Linked DNA regions of Homo sapiens: region 2 is linked to region 1. A link is a loop called in an ENCODE intact Hi-C map of the cell type or tissue named here. Cell type or tissue: mammary epithelial cell. All regions are shown on one strand. Each heading gives the region's core, and the rest is flanking DNA. Links, peaks and the distances in the headings are about the cores only.

The links. Peaks named below come from ENCODE experiments on the same cell type or tissue, not always from the same donor. Only the 100,000 strongest peaks of a DNase experiment are listed, where the experiment ranks them.
Region 2: it touches region 1 in a loop (2.9-fold over the local background); 2 of 110 quality-filtered maps call a loop at or near these places.

Annotation. Positions count from the first base shown.
Region 1 is chr16:31,321,324-31,329,655 of GRCh38, reverse strand. ITGAM (integrin subunit alpha M) reads right to left here. Exons shown (of 30, transcript NM_000632.4): 15 at 8,285-8,332; 16 at 8,029-8,192; 17 at 5,103-5,257; 18 at 4,874-5,005; 19 at 4,625-4,698; 20 at 4,252-4,393; 21 at 4,034-4,156; 22 at 2,721-2,800; 23 at 1,426-1,509; 24 at 353-428. Among named protein-coding and RNA genes, the nearest start is that of ITGAX, 30 kb to the left of the region's middle. RefSeq lists a silencer at 4,114-4,341. In mammary epithelial cell, for the core only: no CTCF peak of the experiment used is centred there; no DNase peak of the experiment used is centred there.
Region 2 is chr16:31,416,582-31,424,913 of GRCh38, reverse strand. ITGAD (integrin subunit alpha D) reads right to left here. Exons shown (of 30, transcript NM_005353.3): 20 at 8,268-8,332; 21 at 6,723-6,839; 22 at 6,534-6,613; 23 at 6,350-6,433; 24 at 1,722-1,800; 25 at 1,455-1,562; 26 at 1,266-1,343; 27 at 956-1,069; 28 at 711-812; 29 at 337-447. Among named protein-coding and RNA genes, the nearest start is that of COX6A2, 7.6 kb to the left of the region's middle. In mammary epithelial cell, for the core only: no CTCF peak of the experiment used is centred there; a DNase peak (open chromatin) is centred at 3,123; H3K27me3 peaks cover 387 bases.

The sequences.
Region 1 (8,332 bases), core at 153-8,152:
CGCATTCCAGTGCCACACGGCCTGGTCTCCAGTCCTAGCTCTCCCACTTACTCGGTGGGAGACCTCGAGCTTGTTCTGTAAACCTCTCTGAGCCTCAGTTTCTTCATCTGTAAACTGGGGATCATGACAGTGCCCCACAGAGTCGCTACGAAGGTAATACAAGATAACTACGTGCGTGCATGTCACATACATACGTGCGTGTATGTGTGCATACTGAGTGATAGCAGCGTGGAACCAAGCCTGGCACACCACAGGTGCCTTGCGCACATTTCCCATCCCTGTTTCTGCATTTTCTACCATCGATTTTCCTCCCCAGCCTCCTTCTCAGGACCCAGACGTCCCAGCTGCCCACCTGATATTGATGCTGCATGACCCGACTGGTATTCTCTGAGGCCGTGAAGTTGAGATATTTAGTGGAGACCCCATGGCTGAAGGGAGAAAAAAGGGACAGGAGGTGACAAAACATGAGGGGTGCCCTGGGAGGGTGTCTCAGGCTAAGTGTGTAAGGAGCGAACAGGCACATGGGTAATGGGTATGAAGTCCTGGGGGGTGGAGATGGGGTGGGGTGCAGGGGGATGGGGGAACCAATGTGTGCTGGACACACAGTGCGTGCCCATTTGGGCCACTCACACACACGTGCACAAATGCACACCCATGAGCACATACACACATGCACACAGACCCTCAGACACACACACGCACAAATACACACCCATGCACACATACATGCACATAGATCCTCAGACACACACACATGCACGAATACACACTCATGCACACATACATGCACATAGACCCTCACACACATGCACAAATACACACCCATGCGCACACACATGCACATAGACCTTCACACACACACATGCACAAATACACACCCATGCGCACACGCATGCACATAGACCTTCAGACATACGCACAAATACACACCCAGGCACACAGATCCTCATACACACACATGCACAAATACACACCCATGCACACAATGCACATATATCCTCAGACACACACATATGCACACACACCCATGCCCAGACACACATGCACATAGATCCTCACACACACATGCACAAATACACACCCATGCACAAGGATCCTCACACACACGCACAAATACACACCCATGCACGCACACACACATAGATCACACTCACATCCACAAATACACGCCCATGCACACATACACACATGCAGATACATCCTCAGACACACACATGCACAAATACACGTCCATGCACACAAACATGCACATAGATCATCACACTCACACACCCATGCCCAAATACACACCCATGCACACATACATGCACAGAGATCCTCAGACTCTCACACACACACACATGCACAGACTCATGCACACAGATGCACAATCAGCCATGTCCAGCCCAGAAGTGGAGGCTCAGCTAAAGTCCTGGAAGCCAGCACCTGGTGACCACCATGTAGACAGCATATTTCACCGGCAGCTCCAGTTGGAATTCGGTTTTGTTGGTTCTGGGCATGTTGTTCTCACTGGAGGGAAAGAAAGAGCTCCAGCCGGCTCTTGAGAACTGACAGTTAGTCTTTGCTCCTCCCTCTCCCTCACTCCCTGCCTCCAATCAGCCACCAAGTTCTGTTATCTCTGCATCTGAAACCCCACTGTTCTCCAACCCCTGCCCCCGCCTAGCCCAGGCCCATCCCTCTCCAGCTGGATGTCTGCAACCACCTTCTTCTAACTGGTCCCCTGAATTCACACCTGCTCCCACCCCAATCGCCAGCCCTCCTGAAGAGTGATCGTTCTAACATGCAAATATGATTATGTCACTCCCAGAGGCGAAACTGCAAATCCCAAACAACACCCGTCAGTCATTTTGGGACATGGCCTGTATCTAACCACCACCAACTCCTTCAGCCCTGCATTTCATGCTGAGGCCACTCTTAAACACACCCTGATCTTCCCGTCCCTGGTATCTGCTTCCTGCCTTCTGTCTTCATGCCCGCCCTCAGTTCATGCCTTTGCTTTGTCTAAATATATTTTCTTTTTTTCCCTTTTATTTTTTATTATTATTATTATTATTATTATTTTGACACTGGGTCTCACTCTATTGCCCAGGCTGGAGTGCAGTGGCACCATCTCAGCTCACTGCAGCCTCAATCTTCCAGGCTCAAGCAATTCTTGTGCCTCAGCCTCCTGAGTAGCTGGGATTACAGGCATGCACCACCATGCCTGGCTAATTTTTGTATTTTTTTTTTTTTGTAGAAACAGGGTATTGATATGTTGTCCAGGCTGATTTTGAACTCCTGGGTTCGAGCAATTGTTTTGCCTCAGCCTCCCAAAGTGCTGGGATTACAGGCTTGAGCCAGCACGCCCAGCTCCTAAATATATTTTCTTTAGGAATCTTCTCTGAACACCAAACTCCCAAGAACACTGGCCGTCCCCCATCTAATCTTGCATCTCATACTGGATTTGAGATGGATGCAAGATTAATGGCTAGATTTCTTGTCTGTCTTTGCCACTAAATTATCATCTCCGAGAGGGCAGGAACCACTATCGTCTGATCCACCACCATCCCACCAGCACTCAGCACAAGGCCCAGCACGTGGTGGGTGGTCAGTGAGTGTTTGCTGAGTGAACAAATGAGTTGAAGGGAGAACCAGTGGGCAAAGGGCAAAGGCCCACCATGGGCCAGGGGCTGGGGCGTCAGACGGGCAACTGCCTGCAGAAGCCTGGTAGCAGAGAGCACCTGGTCACATTGGCCTTGAGGAGCAGTTTGTTTCCAAGGGAAGCCTTAGAGTCTACATCAAACGTGATATTAAAGGTGACCTGGAGTGAGAGAAAGGAGAGACAATGACAGAAATATGAGAGAAAAAATAACCCAAATGCCCGTCATCTGATTAATGGAGACATGAAATATGGCCCATCCATGCAACAGGATATTGTTCACCAAATAAAAAGCAATGAAGGCCAGGTGCGGTGGCTCACACCTGTAATCCCAGCACTTTGGGAGGCTGAGGCAGGTGGATCACCTGAGGTCAGGAGTTCGAGACCAGCCTGGCCAACATGGCAAAACCCTGTATCTACTAAAAATACAAAAATTAGCTGGGTGTGGTGGCGGGCGCATGTAACCCCAGCTACTTGGGAGAGTGAGGCACAAGAATTGCTTAAACCTGGGAGGCAGAGGTTGCAGTGAGCCAAGATTGCACCACTGCACTCCAGCCTGGGCAACGAAGTGAAACTCCATCTCAAAAATATATATAAAAAATTTAAAAACAATTTTTTTAAAGCAATGAGGTACTGACATATACTACGACATGAATGATCCTTGCTAAGTCCTTGCTTAATATTATGCTAGGGAAAGGATCACATACGGGATTATTTCATTTATATGAAATGTCCAGAATAGGCAAATCTATAGACAAAGTAGATTAGTGGTTGCATAGGGCTGGGGGATATGGGAGGACTGGGGCTGAGGGCCAACGGGAACAGAAGCTCTTTGTGAGGTAATGAAGATGTTCCAAAATGGATCATGATGACGGATGCAAGACCCTATGAATTCACTCAAAGCCACTGAACTGTATACTTTATTTTATTTTATTTCATTTTATTTATTTTCAAGACAGGGTCTCACTCTGTCGCCTAGGCTAGAGTGCAGTGGTGTGATCATAGCTCACTGCAGCCTCAACCTCCCAGGCCCAGACGATCCTCCCACCCTAGCCTCCCGAGTAGCTGGGACTACAGGTGTGCACCACCACGCCCAGCTAATTTTTACATTTTTTGTAGAGACAGGGTCTCGCCGTGTCACCCAGGCTGGTTTCAAACTCTCGGGCTCAAGCGATCCTCCTGCCTCGACCTCCTAAAGTGCTATGATTACAAGCATGAGCCACTGTGCCGGGCTTGAAATGTATGCTTTAAATAGGTGAATTGGATGGTATATGAATTATATCTCAATAAAGCTGTTTTGTACAAAAAGGAACCACTACTAAAGAAGAGAAGAAGAAGAAAAGAATCCCCAAAGAAATCAAAGAGAAAAGGAGGGGAGGAGCCAGGAGTTCTGACCTCTGAGTTTTCCGGGAAGATGGGGTGGTTTATGCTGCAGCTGGTGCTCTTCAAGGCCCCAGACACTTCGGTGGAGGAGGCAGACTCACAGGCCAGGCGCCAGGATCGCTGTGAGCGCTGGTTCTGGAAGGCAGGGGAGGCAAAGGCGGTGATATCCACCTCCGGCCGTGAGGATGGGGAAGCAAAGGTCAGATAGAGCCTGAGAAGGATGTGGCTACCTGGAGCGTGGACACCTTCCGGTAGGACAGGTCAAGCGGGAAGAAGAAGGTGACCTGTGTCCTGTAGGAGTCCTCACCATCATTTCTCACAGTCACTGTCACGTTGAACTCCCGGGGCCCACCCACCACGAGGCAGTCCAGGCTGTGGGAAGAAGAAGACAGGCCGGGGGATGGGGCGCTGGGCTTCCCTGTGGCAAGCCTGCTCCAGCAGAACAGAGACGCAGACACTTGATGAAGAGACAACAGTGGAGGGGCAGCCACACCGGACCTTATAGCCCAGGAACACCCGGCTCCCTTGGGGGCCAGGAGGAGAAAAGAGCGGGTCATGGTACGGGTCCTTCTCTGGAGGAGGTGAGGAGGAAAGGAAACTCACCTCATGAAACTGAAGGTGATGCTGAGGTCATCCTGGCAGATGTTGTCATTGCCACAATTCTTCTCAAAGGGAAACTTTTAAAAAATAAATATGATCAAATGAAAGGAAAGAAAATAACCAAGTATTGTGAAATTAAACAATAAAATCAAATGTTGAAGTAAAATTAGATGCAATCAAATAAAATGAGTTTCAACCACCTTGGTCTCTGGTCTCTTCCACACCCCTGCAGGACCCCAACTCTGGACTCACCAAGGCTGTGAAGAGTCTCTGAGCATCCTCCGCCAGCACTGGCCGGAGGTTCCCGAAAGCAGACAATGGCGTTCCCACCAGAGAGAAGTTCAGGCGCAGCACAATGGGGCTCACTGGGTCCTCGATGCAATTCTAAGAGATAGCCGGGATTTGGGGATCTGCCCTCCTCAGCTCCCCAAGCCCACTCCATGCTTGGAAGACCCAGGGGTCTGGCCACTAGCCTGCTCACCGGCAACTGTAGTTTCAGGGTCTCACAAGTCTGGGTCAGCCCCAAGACCTGTGTCTGTCTGCGTGTGCTGTTCTTTGTCTCATTGAAGACGGCGCGGGAATGTGGGCGGCCGGAGTCCAGAGCCAGGTCATAAGTCACAACACTCTGGATCTGTCCTGAAGGGACAGGGTGGCACAGCAGTGAGGGGCCTGAGCCTCGGAACCCGGCAGATGGGAGTTCAAGGCCCAGCTCCTCTGCTTCTCAGCTGTGTGACTTGGGGTATGTTATCTGACTTCTCTGAGTCTTCTTTCCTTCCTTCCTTCCTTTTTCTTTCTTTCTTTCTTTCCTCGCTCTCTTCCTCCCTTTCCTTCCTTCCTTCCTTTTTTCCTTTCCTTTCCTTCCTTCCTTTTCTTCCTTTCCTTCCTTTCCTACTTTCCTTCCTTTCCTTCCTTCCCTTCTTCCTTCCTTCCTTTTCTTCCTTTCCTTCCTTTCCTACTTTCCTTCCTTTCCTTCCTTCCCTTCTTCCTTCCTTCCTTTCTTTTTATTTTTTATTTTCTTTTTTGAGACAGAATCTCACTCTCTTGCCCAGGCTGGAGTGCAGTGGTGCCATCTCAGCTCACTGCAACCTCTGCCTCCCAGGTTCAAGCGTTTCTCCTGCCTCAGCCTCCCAAGTAGCTGGGATTATAGGCACATGCCACCACGCCGTGCTAATTTTTGTATTTTTAGTAGAGATGGGGTTTCACCATGTTAGCCAGGCTGGTCTCAAAGTAATCCACCTGCCTCAGCCTCCCAAAGCGCTAGGATTAAAGGCATGAGCCACTGCGCCTGGCCTCCATTCTTTATTTTTAAAGTGAGGATAATAATGATACCCTCCCAATGGTAAAAAGGAAATGAAATAGTGCTTATCAAGTATTTAGCACAGTGTCTTTTATACAATAAGTGCTCAATAAATGGTAGCTATTCTGTCACTCACTAAAAAATTTATTGTATTTTTCTGACTACTTTAAATTTTTTTCTCTTTGTCTTTGGTCTTCAGCAGTTTGATTATAACGTACAATGATATAATGTCCTTCATATTTATCCTGCTTTGATTTTGTAAAGAATCTTGATGTCTTTCATCAGTTTGGGGAATTTTTTTTTTTTTTTTTGAAATGGAGTTTCGCTCTTGTCACCCAGACTGGAGTGCAATGGGGCGATCTCAGCTCACTGCAACATCCGCCTCCCAGGTTCAATTCTCCTGCTTCAGCCTCCTGAGTAGCTGGGATTACAGACGCATACCACCACACCTGCTAATTTTGTATTTTTAGTAGAGATGGGGTTTCACCATGTTGGCCAGGCTGGTCTCAAACTCCTGACCTCAGGTGATCCACCTGCCTCGGCCTCCCAAAGTGCTGGGATTACAGGCGTGAGCCACCGTGACTGGCCAGTTTGGGGAAATTCTTTAACTACTGCATCTTTCCTATTCCATCCTATTCCATCTTTCCTATTCTGTCTTTCCTATTCCATCTTTCCTATTTTCTTTCTCTCTCTCTCTCTCTCCTCCCCCACCACCACTTTCTGTAATTCCAATTACATGTTTGTTAGATCTTTCACCATATCCCACACATCTCTTATGGTGTTTTTCTGTATTTTTCTTTCTTTTTATCGCATATTTATCCAGATACTTTCAAATGACTGTCTTCTTGTTCACTAATTCTCTGTTCTGCTTCTAATCTGCTATAAATCTATTTACTGAATTCTTCATTTCAGTCAGTGCGATTTTTGGTTCTAGAGTTTCCATTTGACTCTATTTTATGAATTCCAGGTTTTTGCTGAAGTTCTCATCCTTTCCCTTTTTTCTTGAAGATATTAATTATAGTTACCTTTTAAAAATTCCTATCCAATCACTCTAATTTCTGAATCACCTGTGGGTCTATTTCTATTGTATATTGTTTCTCTTGGTTGCTAGTCAGTTGTCTCAATGGAAAGACCAAGGTATTTACCAAGGCCTCTCAAATCTCTGTCTCCCCAGCACTGAGGAGCTGCTGAATTCTCTGATCAGCTCTTTGGCTTTTCAGTTGCTGTTTTCTACTGGGTGTCTTGGAGTACTGACCTAGGCATTCGTGTCTTAAGAGTCAGCCAAAGAGTAGAGGGGGACTTCTATGTAGGTTTAAGGGTACCTCTTCTTCAATTCCCTACTCTCTAACATTTTGCTCTTAATTTCTAGCCATGCTGGCTGCTCTCATATCTGGAATGCTATCTCCTCAGCACAGGAAAACTGTTCCTAGAAAGGTAATCATTTTTTAGGGATGGGTCTTGCTATGTTGCCCAGGCTGGCCTCAACCTCCTGGGCTCAAGTGATCCTCCCCTCCCACCTCAGCCTCTCAAGTAGCTGAGACTACAAGAACATGCCATCATGCCTAGCTAATAATTTTACTTTTAAAGAGGGTACAATTCTTTCTAGTACTGTCATTACTAGAGACAGTTATTCCTAGTGCTGTCACTACTAGAGACAGTTATTCTTAGTATTGTCATTACTATTCTCCCACCCCAAACACAGTTCTACTCTTTGAGAATAGGAACAAGGGAAGAAGTCACTGGTGATAAAATGCGTATGTGAGTGCTTTGTAAATCTCTGTTTAGCTTCATCAATTCAATCTCCCCAAATAGGTTTTCTCTCCGTTTATTAAAAAACAAAAACATAGTTTGTTCACAGGCATGGGGCCTTCAGTTCTCTGGAGAACTGAGTGAGTAAGGAAGTGCCACATGCTCACCTCTTTAGGGAGGTCCACTGGACTTCCCTACCCAGCAGGACAATAGCCTGCTCACTCAGGTAAGGCTTGGAGAAGGTTGTCAGAGCCTGTGAGAACTCAGTTCAGGACAGCCAGAAGGCTGGGCAGAGTGGATTGCAGCACCCATTCATGTCCTCGGTCGTTTAACCTCTTGAGACTCATCCACCAAGCCTCACCTTCTCTTAGCCGATCCCGTGTGCTCTTCTGGACATGGAGGCAGACTCTGACCTCTCCGGCTTCCTTGCCTTTCACCACCTGATCATTACACTCAAATACATTCCTTGCCACTTCCCTGGGATTGAACTCCATGATTGCCTTGACTCTCAGTACTGGCTGGGACCTAAAGGGACACCAGAAAACCATCAGGGACCTTCAAACAGGAAACATTCCTTCAAGGGAGAATGTCCGGTTGACTCCAAAAGGCATTCTCACCTGAGCAGCAGCACGTGCCCCTGGGCTCCTACAGTCAGGTCTACCAGT
Region 2 (8,332 bases), core at 40-8,039, 95 kb before region 1:
TCAAGAATGGGATAAGGCCGGATGAGGTGGCTCACACCTGTAATCCCAGAACTTTGGGAGGCCAAGGTGGGCGGATCACCTGAAGTCAGGAGTTCGAGACCAGCCTGGCCAACATGATGAAACTCCATCTCTACTAAAAATACAAAAAACTAGCCGGGCATGGTGCAGTCCACCTGTAATCCCAGCTACTCGGGAGGCTGAGACAGGAGAATCACTTGAACCCGGGAGGTGGAGGTTGCAGTGAGCCAAGATCATGCCATTGCACTCCAGCCTGGGCAGTAAGAGTGGAAACTCCATCTCAAAAAAAAAAAAAAAAGAGTTGGATAAAACACTTGCCTTGTACAGTGTGGCTGTGATGAGCGCCAGCAGTAGCAGAGCCCCCACAGAGCTGCCCATGATGATGGGAATGGCATTGTAGACCTCGTCTTCTTCTAGCACCATCTCCATCTGATTTAGAGATCAGAGAGCATCCGGCCTCATGCCATCCCAGATGCCTCCCAGGTTCCGCAACCTTTAACTCTCTCCCCTCCTTTCTGAGGCTCTGCTCCAAGGAGTGAGACACAGTAGCACCCGTGCCCTTAGGGACAGCTGTCCTGCCCAGAGACTTTCACCCTCCTCCCGCAAGGCTTGCAAACCCCCCACCCAGCACCACAGATGTAGCCCTAGGGGTCCTCTTTCCAGCTGGTCGCTGCCCTCCACATGGTCTCTACCTGAGCTCTCATAAATGCCTCCTGTCCTGGAAGCTGGGAGTACACGGATGTGTCGAACGTAATTTCAGCCACACTCACGACCAACACCTTCTTCTGCAATGTCTGCAAAGGGGTTGGGGGAAACCTGTGGAACTGGCTCTGGGGGAGGCTCAGAGCTTCGGGGGTGCCCTGGCTTGCAGATGGGCACAGACATGCCAGGTCCTGCCTGAGTCTGGGGCAGGGGCTCTGCCGCTGCCCCCACACACCTCGCGGACCCAGCCGAAACTGAGATTGCCCTTCAGGGTGAAATCCAGCTCCTCCTGGACGCTGAAGGAGGGGACGTCACAGCGGAACTGCAGGCAGTCAGCAATGGAGCAGTCCTGGGGGCAGAAGAGGGGTGAAACTGAGGGGTTCTTCCCTGAGGAGGGAGCCATAGGAAAAAATATGGTCAGGTTTGGGGTGGGGAACAGATGAGCAGTTACAGGACATGCACGGAACTCTGTGGCCTAGCAGTACATTTCCCAGTATCCCCGGTGGGGGCTGATCTTGGCGGTGGGGGTTCAGGGACTTTCTCACCAGCATGGGACTTCTTGAAATCTGGGTCAGGAAGTCAGAATGCTGGGGAGGTTTTCTCTCTGAAACACAGGGGAGACTCTGGGAAGAGAAAGAAGCACTTAGCCACAGAATGAGCAACATGTCCCTGGTAAGAGGGAGTGCTGTGCTGTGGGATGTCAGTCTGAAGAAAGAGGAGAGATAGGCGGGTACCTGAGATGGGGCCTCCATGACCACATCCCACACAGCCACCCCGTTCAGCAGGACAGGAACCCAGAAGTTAATGCTGATGGCCAGATCTCGCTGGCTGAGGTTATTCACCTGCAGGAAATCAAGGCAGAGTGTTATTGTGGTCTCTGGAGCCTTCCAAATCCTACTTCCCTCCTGGCCCTACCCCAAGGCTCCTCTCCATCTTCTCCACCAACTTCCAACTTTATCCACAACGTGGAAGGCAGACATGGATACTCCCTAGACTCTCACACGGTATCGATGCTCAGCCTCTTTCATTTTCTTCTCATCGGAGGTTGCAAAGTTGAAGTACTTGGTGGATTCTTCCTGCCTGGAGAGAGAGCCTGTGGGTGAAAAACAGCCCTGAAACTGTCCCCAGTTGTGCCCTGTCCTACTGCAGAGAGCTCTGTTGGGCTGGGCAGATGTCTCAGGGAAATAACGATGGACATTATTTGGCCGGGCACAGTGGCTCATGCCTGTAATCCCAGCACTTTGGGAGGCTGGGGCAGGAGGGTTTCTTGAACCCAGGAGTTCCAGACCAGCTGGGGCAACATCGTGAGACCCTGTCCCTATTCAAAGTAAATAAGTAAAAGATGGTCCCACATAACCTTTGCTGCCTCGGCTTCAGCTCCCCTCCCTCCGATGTCCCTTGCCCCCATCACCCAGATCCACTAGCTCTGCCATGCACACCGCTGGCTCTTTCATAGCCTCATGACTTTGCTCAAGCTCTTCTCCTTGGAACGTTCTTACTGTCTCCAGTTTTGGAAATTTACACTTAAAGACCCAACTTAAACCTCATGTCTCCTACATGGGGCAAAGGCGTTTGCATTGCTTTCTCTAATAGGTAGTGTTTGGCCTCTGGTAATGCTTACAGAGATTGTAGCAGAACAAGTTAGCCTAAGGGGACTCTAGGAATGAGAGCTGGATCACTCAGGAAGACATGGAGTGAGGGCCCCTTCATGGTGGGAATGAAGAAAATAGATTCGGCTGTCCTGGGGCAGGTGAGTAAATGTGAAGGAAGATAGTGCCTGTGCACAAGCCTGTGGAAGGGACATCAGTGTTCCAGGCAGCAGGTGGGGTCTTTCCACCCAAACTTCCTTCAGCAAACACAGGCTGTGTGGTTGGCACTGGGGATTCAAGTTAAGCCATAACTCCCTGCCCTCTCACCACTTAACATCTAAAGTTTTAGTAAAAATGAGCAAGCTGGCCAGGCGAGGTGGCTCACGCCTGTAATCCCAACACTTAGAGAGACTAAGGCAGAAGAATCGCTTGAGCCCAGGAGTTCAAGACTGGCCTGGGCAACACAGAGAGACCTCGTCTCTGCAAAAAAAAAAAAAAATACAAACATTAGCTGCAAGTGGTGGCACACGCCTGTGGTCCCAGCTACTCAGGAGGCTGAGGCAGGAGGATTGCTTGAGCCTGGGAGGTCGAGGCTGCAGTAAGCTATGTTCACACCACTCCCCTCCAGCCTGGGTGACAGAGTGAGACCCTGTCTCAAAACAAACAAAAAGCAAAAGTAAGCAGACCAGCAGAGGGGCCTGCACCTCGCATGCAGCAGCCAGACCAGCCACACAGAAACAGCCCCAGCAGTCCACCCCCCATCAGCCTGATGACTAAAAACATGGGCTCCAGTGTCAAACCGCCTAGGTTCACATCTCAGGTCGACCACTTCCTACCTGAGTCACTGAGGCAAGCCACTTCACGTCTCTGGAAACTGTAGCTTTTCACTCTTTAAAATGGGGATGCAAACCGTAGCAACCTCCCTGTAGTAGAGTTGTGACCAGGGCTTGGTAGTGCCCAGCACACAGGGACTCCTCCATAAATCTTAAGGTTTATTTTTCCCTAAGTATGCCGGTTTTCCTCTGTGCCCCCCACCCCAAACCCTTCTCTCTATGCTTCTGTTTTCTCATCTTAAAATCTAGTTCTAAACCTCTTTTCATTTTTAAAGTTTTATTTTATTTTCATTTTTAATTTTTTTTTTTTGGTAGAGATGGGTTCTCACTATGTTGCCCAGGCTGGTCTTAAACTCCTGGGCTCAAGCCATCCTCCCACTCATGCCTGTAATCCCAGCACTTGGCCTCCCAAAGTGCTGGGATTACAGGCACGAGCCACCGTGCGCAGCCTAAGCCTGTTTTCAGATCTAAGTAAACCACCCAGCTTTCCCCAGTCCTTGGAGAGGCATGCCATGTATGGCCATGGGCATGGGCTCTGCAGCCAAACCGTCTGGGTCTGATTCCTGGTTCTGCTGCCCACTTGGAGATTGACAGGAACAAAGTATTTCACTTCTTGATGTCTTTGTTGGTGAAAATAGGGATAACAATATAATTATTGGTAGGATTAAATAAATGTAAATACATATAAAGTACTTAAGATGGTGTAAGAAAACCACCATAAAACAACAGCAACATAAAACGTGCCTGACATGGGTATATATAACTGTAAGCTCTTATTGTAAGTATTTTCCTGTGGATAGAAAGGGAAACCTACATGTGGCTTGAAAGGACAATGACACTGCTTGATCTCCCTCGCTCCTTCCCCTAACAACTTAATACATCAGAAGCAACAGTGGACAGGTGTGGTGGCTCATGCCTGTAATCCCAGCACTTTGGGAGGCCCTCGGGTGGGGGTGGATCACCTGAGGTCACGAGTTCAAGACCAGCCTAACCAACATGGTGAAACCCTGTCTCTACTAAAAATACAAAACTAGCCAGGCATGGTGGCACATGCCTGTAGTCCCAGCTACTCGAGAGGCTGAGGCAGGAGAATCACTTGAACCTGGGAGGCGGAGATTTCAGTGAGCTGAGATCGCAACATTGCACTCCAGCCTGGGCAACAAGAGTGAAACTCCATCTCAAAAACAAACAAACAAACAAACAAAAAATTAGCTAGATGTGGTTGTGCATGCCTGTAATCCAACTACTCGGGAGGCTGAGGCAGGAGAATCACTTGAACCTGGGAGGTGGAGGTTGCAGTGAGCCCAGATTGCACCACTGAACTCCAGCCTGGGTGAAAGAGTGAGATTCCGTCTAAAAAAAAAAAAGCAATAGCAGCAAACTTTGTCCCACAGCAGTGTTACAGTCTTTCAGCCCAGTGTATGGGATGCCTTGCTCTGCATCCAGCCTCGCCTGCCCCTGTGCCTCCACCACCTGCAGAACCCTCTTGCCTTCAGCCCTACACTTGCCTTTCCTGCGCTGCCTTGGCCAGGCTCTTAAGAGACCTTCCCAACAGTTTCTCACACCTCTGCCCCACTCTGAGTTTTATAGAAACCTGACCTTTCCTTTCCTCTGTGTGGTGACAGACCATATCCTGTTGGGCACAAGCTCCCCAATTCAGGGTGCTCAGAAAAGCCTTGATCTCCATGTAGCAGCTTTGCTTCAGCACATTCACATTTAATACAAAGGACAGAATTTGTTTCATGTTAAAAAAGGAAGCCTTCCTTTTAGAGGGAGAGGGGGAAAGGCACAGTGGTGGCAATGTGTGTGTGTCCCACCAGCAAGTCGATTTGAGAGAAGCAGCAAGAGCTATGGTATATATTATTAGGGTACAAATACACCAAGGATACATTCCAAGAAATTAATCGTTAGGCAATTTCTTTTTCTTTTCTTTTTTTTTCTTTTTTTTTTTTTTTTTTTGAGACAGAGCCTTAATCTGTCACCCCTGAGCTGGCATGCAGCAGCGCGATCTCAGCTCACCGCAATCTCCGCCTCCCAAGTTCAAGCGATTCTCTTGCCTTAACCTCCCCAGTAGCTGGGATTACAGGCGTGTGCCACTGCGCCTGGCTAATGTTTGCGTTTTTAGTAAAGACAAGGTTTCGCCATGTTGGCCAGGCTGGTCTTGAACTCCTGACCTCAGGTGATCCGCCTGCCTCAGCCTCCCAAAGTGCTGGGATTACAGGTGTGAGCCACTGCGCCCGGCCTTAGGCAATTTCATCATTGTGCAAACATCATAGGTTGCACTTATGCAAACCTAGATGGTAGAGCCTACTGCACAGCTAGGTGATATGGTATAGCCTATTGCTCCTGGGCTACAAACCCATGCAGCGTGTTACTGTACTGGATATTGTAGGCAATTGTAACACAATGGAAAGTATTTGTGTATCTAGACATAAAAAAGGCAATGAGTTGCACTACAATGTTACAACTGCTATGACATCATTAGGAGATTTTTCAACTCCGTTATAATTTTAGGAGACCACCCGTAGTAAATGTGGGTCCACTGTTGACAAAAACACCTTTTTTTTTTTTTTTTGTTTGAGACAGAATCTTGCTCTATTGCCCAGGCTGGAGTGCAGTGGCACAATCTCAGCTCACTGCAACCTCCGCCTCCCAGGTTCAAGAGATTCTCCTGCCTTAGCCTCCTGAGTAGCTGGGATTACAGGCATGCGCCACCAGGCCCAGCTAATTTTTTTTTTTTTTTTTTTTGAGACAGAGTCTCCCTCTGTCACCCAGGCTGGAGTGCAGTGGCATGATCTCGGCTCACTGCAACCTCCGCCTCCCGGATTCAAGTGATTCTCCTGCGTCAGCCTCCCAAGTAGCTGGGATTACAGGCACGCATGACCACGCCCAGCTAATTTATTTTGTATTTTTAGTAGAGATGGGGTTTCACCATGTTGGCCAAGCTGGTCTCGAACTCCTGACCTCAGGTGAACCACCTGCCTCAGCCTCCCAAAGTGCTGGGGTTACAGGCGCGAGGTACCGCGCCCAGCCCAGAAACATCTTTATGCAGCATAAATGTCATTATATATGGCCATTCACCCACAAAGGCATCCCAAAACAGGAGAGCTTAGATGTGCATCATTGGAAGAGCAGGCTGGGACTCAGAAGGAGTACCAGGCATAGAGGAAGGCCAGAGGTCCAAGGGGAAGGCCAGGGACTGGGCACCTGCTGATCATGGTGTAGACTGCATACTTCACCGGGAGCTCCAGCTGGAAGGTGGCCTTGCTGCTTGAAGCCTTATTGTTCTCACTGGAGACAGAAAGGAGGGACCAATGGGAAGGAATCCAGGAGAGGGGTCTCTAGCCGGGGCATGCGATGGAGGGTGGGGGATACCCTGGCCTGGACCCACCTGCTTGCACTGGCCCTCATAAGCATCCTGTCTCCCAGGGTGGCCTTGTAGGAGACATCGAATGTGACTATGAAGGTGCCCTGAGGGAAGAAGAAGGAAAGAATGGGGATAAAAGGAAGGGCATGGCAGAGTGAGGGACAGATTGGGACAAGGGAGGACAGTGATGGGGATTTAGGGAGAAGCACTGACGTTAGAGCCCTCATGGAAGATGGGGTGGTTGACACTGCAGCGGCTGCTTCTTAGGCCCTCATCCTCAGTGGGCACTGTCTCACATGCCAGGCGCAGGGCACTCTGATGGGGCTGCTTCTAGGGGAGGAGAATGAATTTTAAGAAGTTACCCGCATGCATGTGTGGGCTTGATACACAGCAGTGGTGGCACTGCAGAGCACTAGGGAAAATGACAGACTTTTCTTTTTTTGTTGTTGTTTTTTTTTGAGACGGATTTCACTCTTGTCACCCAGGCTGGAGTGCAATGGCATGATCGTGGTTCACTGCAACCTCCACCTCCTGGGTTCAAGCAATTCCCCTGCCACAGGCTCTTGAGTAGCTGGGATTACAGGTGCCTGCCACCATGCCTGGCTAATATTTTTGTATTTTCAGTAGAAATGGGGTTTCACCATGTTGGCCAGGCCAGTCTCAAACTCCTGACCTCAGGTGATCCACCCGCCTTGGCCTCCCAAAGTGCTGGGATTACAGGTGTGAGCCACTGCACCCGGCCAAGGACAGACTTTTCAATCAATTTCCATCAATGCCAGGAAAATTGACCCATACAAAAAATTTTTTAAAAAGCAGAAGAAAAGTAAAGAAAGTACAAGAGGAAGAGGAGGAGAAAGAAGAAAAAGAAATTGGATCCCTACCTCACTCCATAAATTAAAATAAATTCCAACTGGATTAAATACTTAAATGTGAAAAAGCAAAACCATGAAGCTTTTGGAATATAATATAGGGGGCTATTTTCATAACCTGGAAGTGTTTCTTAAATAAGACCCACACACAGAAACAATATGGTCAGGTGTGGTGGTTCACACCTGTAATCTCAGCACTTTAAGGGCTGAGGTGGGAGGATTACTTGAGCCCAGGAGTTTGAGACCAGCCTGGGCAGCATGGTGAGACCCTGTCTCTAAAAAATAAATAAATAAATAAATAAATAAATAAATAAATAAATAAATATTAGCTGGGCGTAGTGGCATGCACCTGTAGTCCCAGCTACTTGGGAGGCTGACGTGGGAGGATTGCTTGAGCCCAAGAGGTCTAGGCTGCAGTGAGTGGTGATTGTGCCACTGCACTCCAGCCTGGGTGACAGAGTAAGACTCAGTCTCAAAAAAAAGAGGGAGGGAGGGAGGGAGGGAGGAAGTAAGGGAGGGAGGGAGGGGGGAGGGAGGGGGGAAGGAGAGAGAGAGAGAGATACAAGGAAATGACCACAAAGTCAGAATAGTGATGACCTTTGGGGACAGGATGGAGCTGTGATGGGGAAAGGTAAACAGGGAGGGGGTTCTGGGGATGCTAGCAGTGATTTATTTCTTGATCTGGATGTTAACTCTATGGTTTGTTTAATATTATTCATTAAACCGTATGTATGCTTTATGCACTTTCTCTGTGTGTATGTGTGTGTGTGTGAGAGAGAGAGAGAGAGCACATATCATCACAGAACAATTTTGAAGAACACTGTGTAACTCCCGGGGCTACAGGGCAGGGGAGAGGCCCCCTCCCACTAGAGCCTACAGCAGTTGTTACCTGGGCTCCTGACACCCGTCGGTGCGACAGCCCTGCTGGATAGTAGAGGCTGACCACGGTTCCGT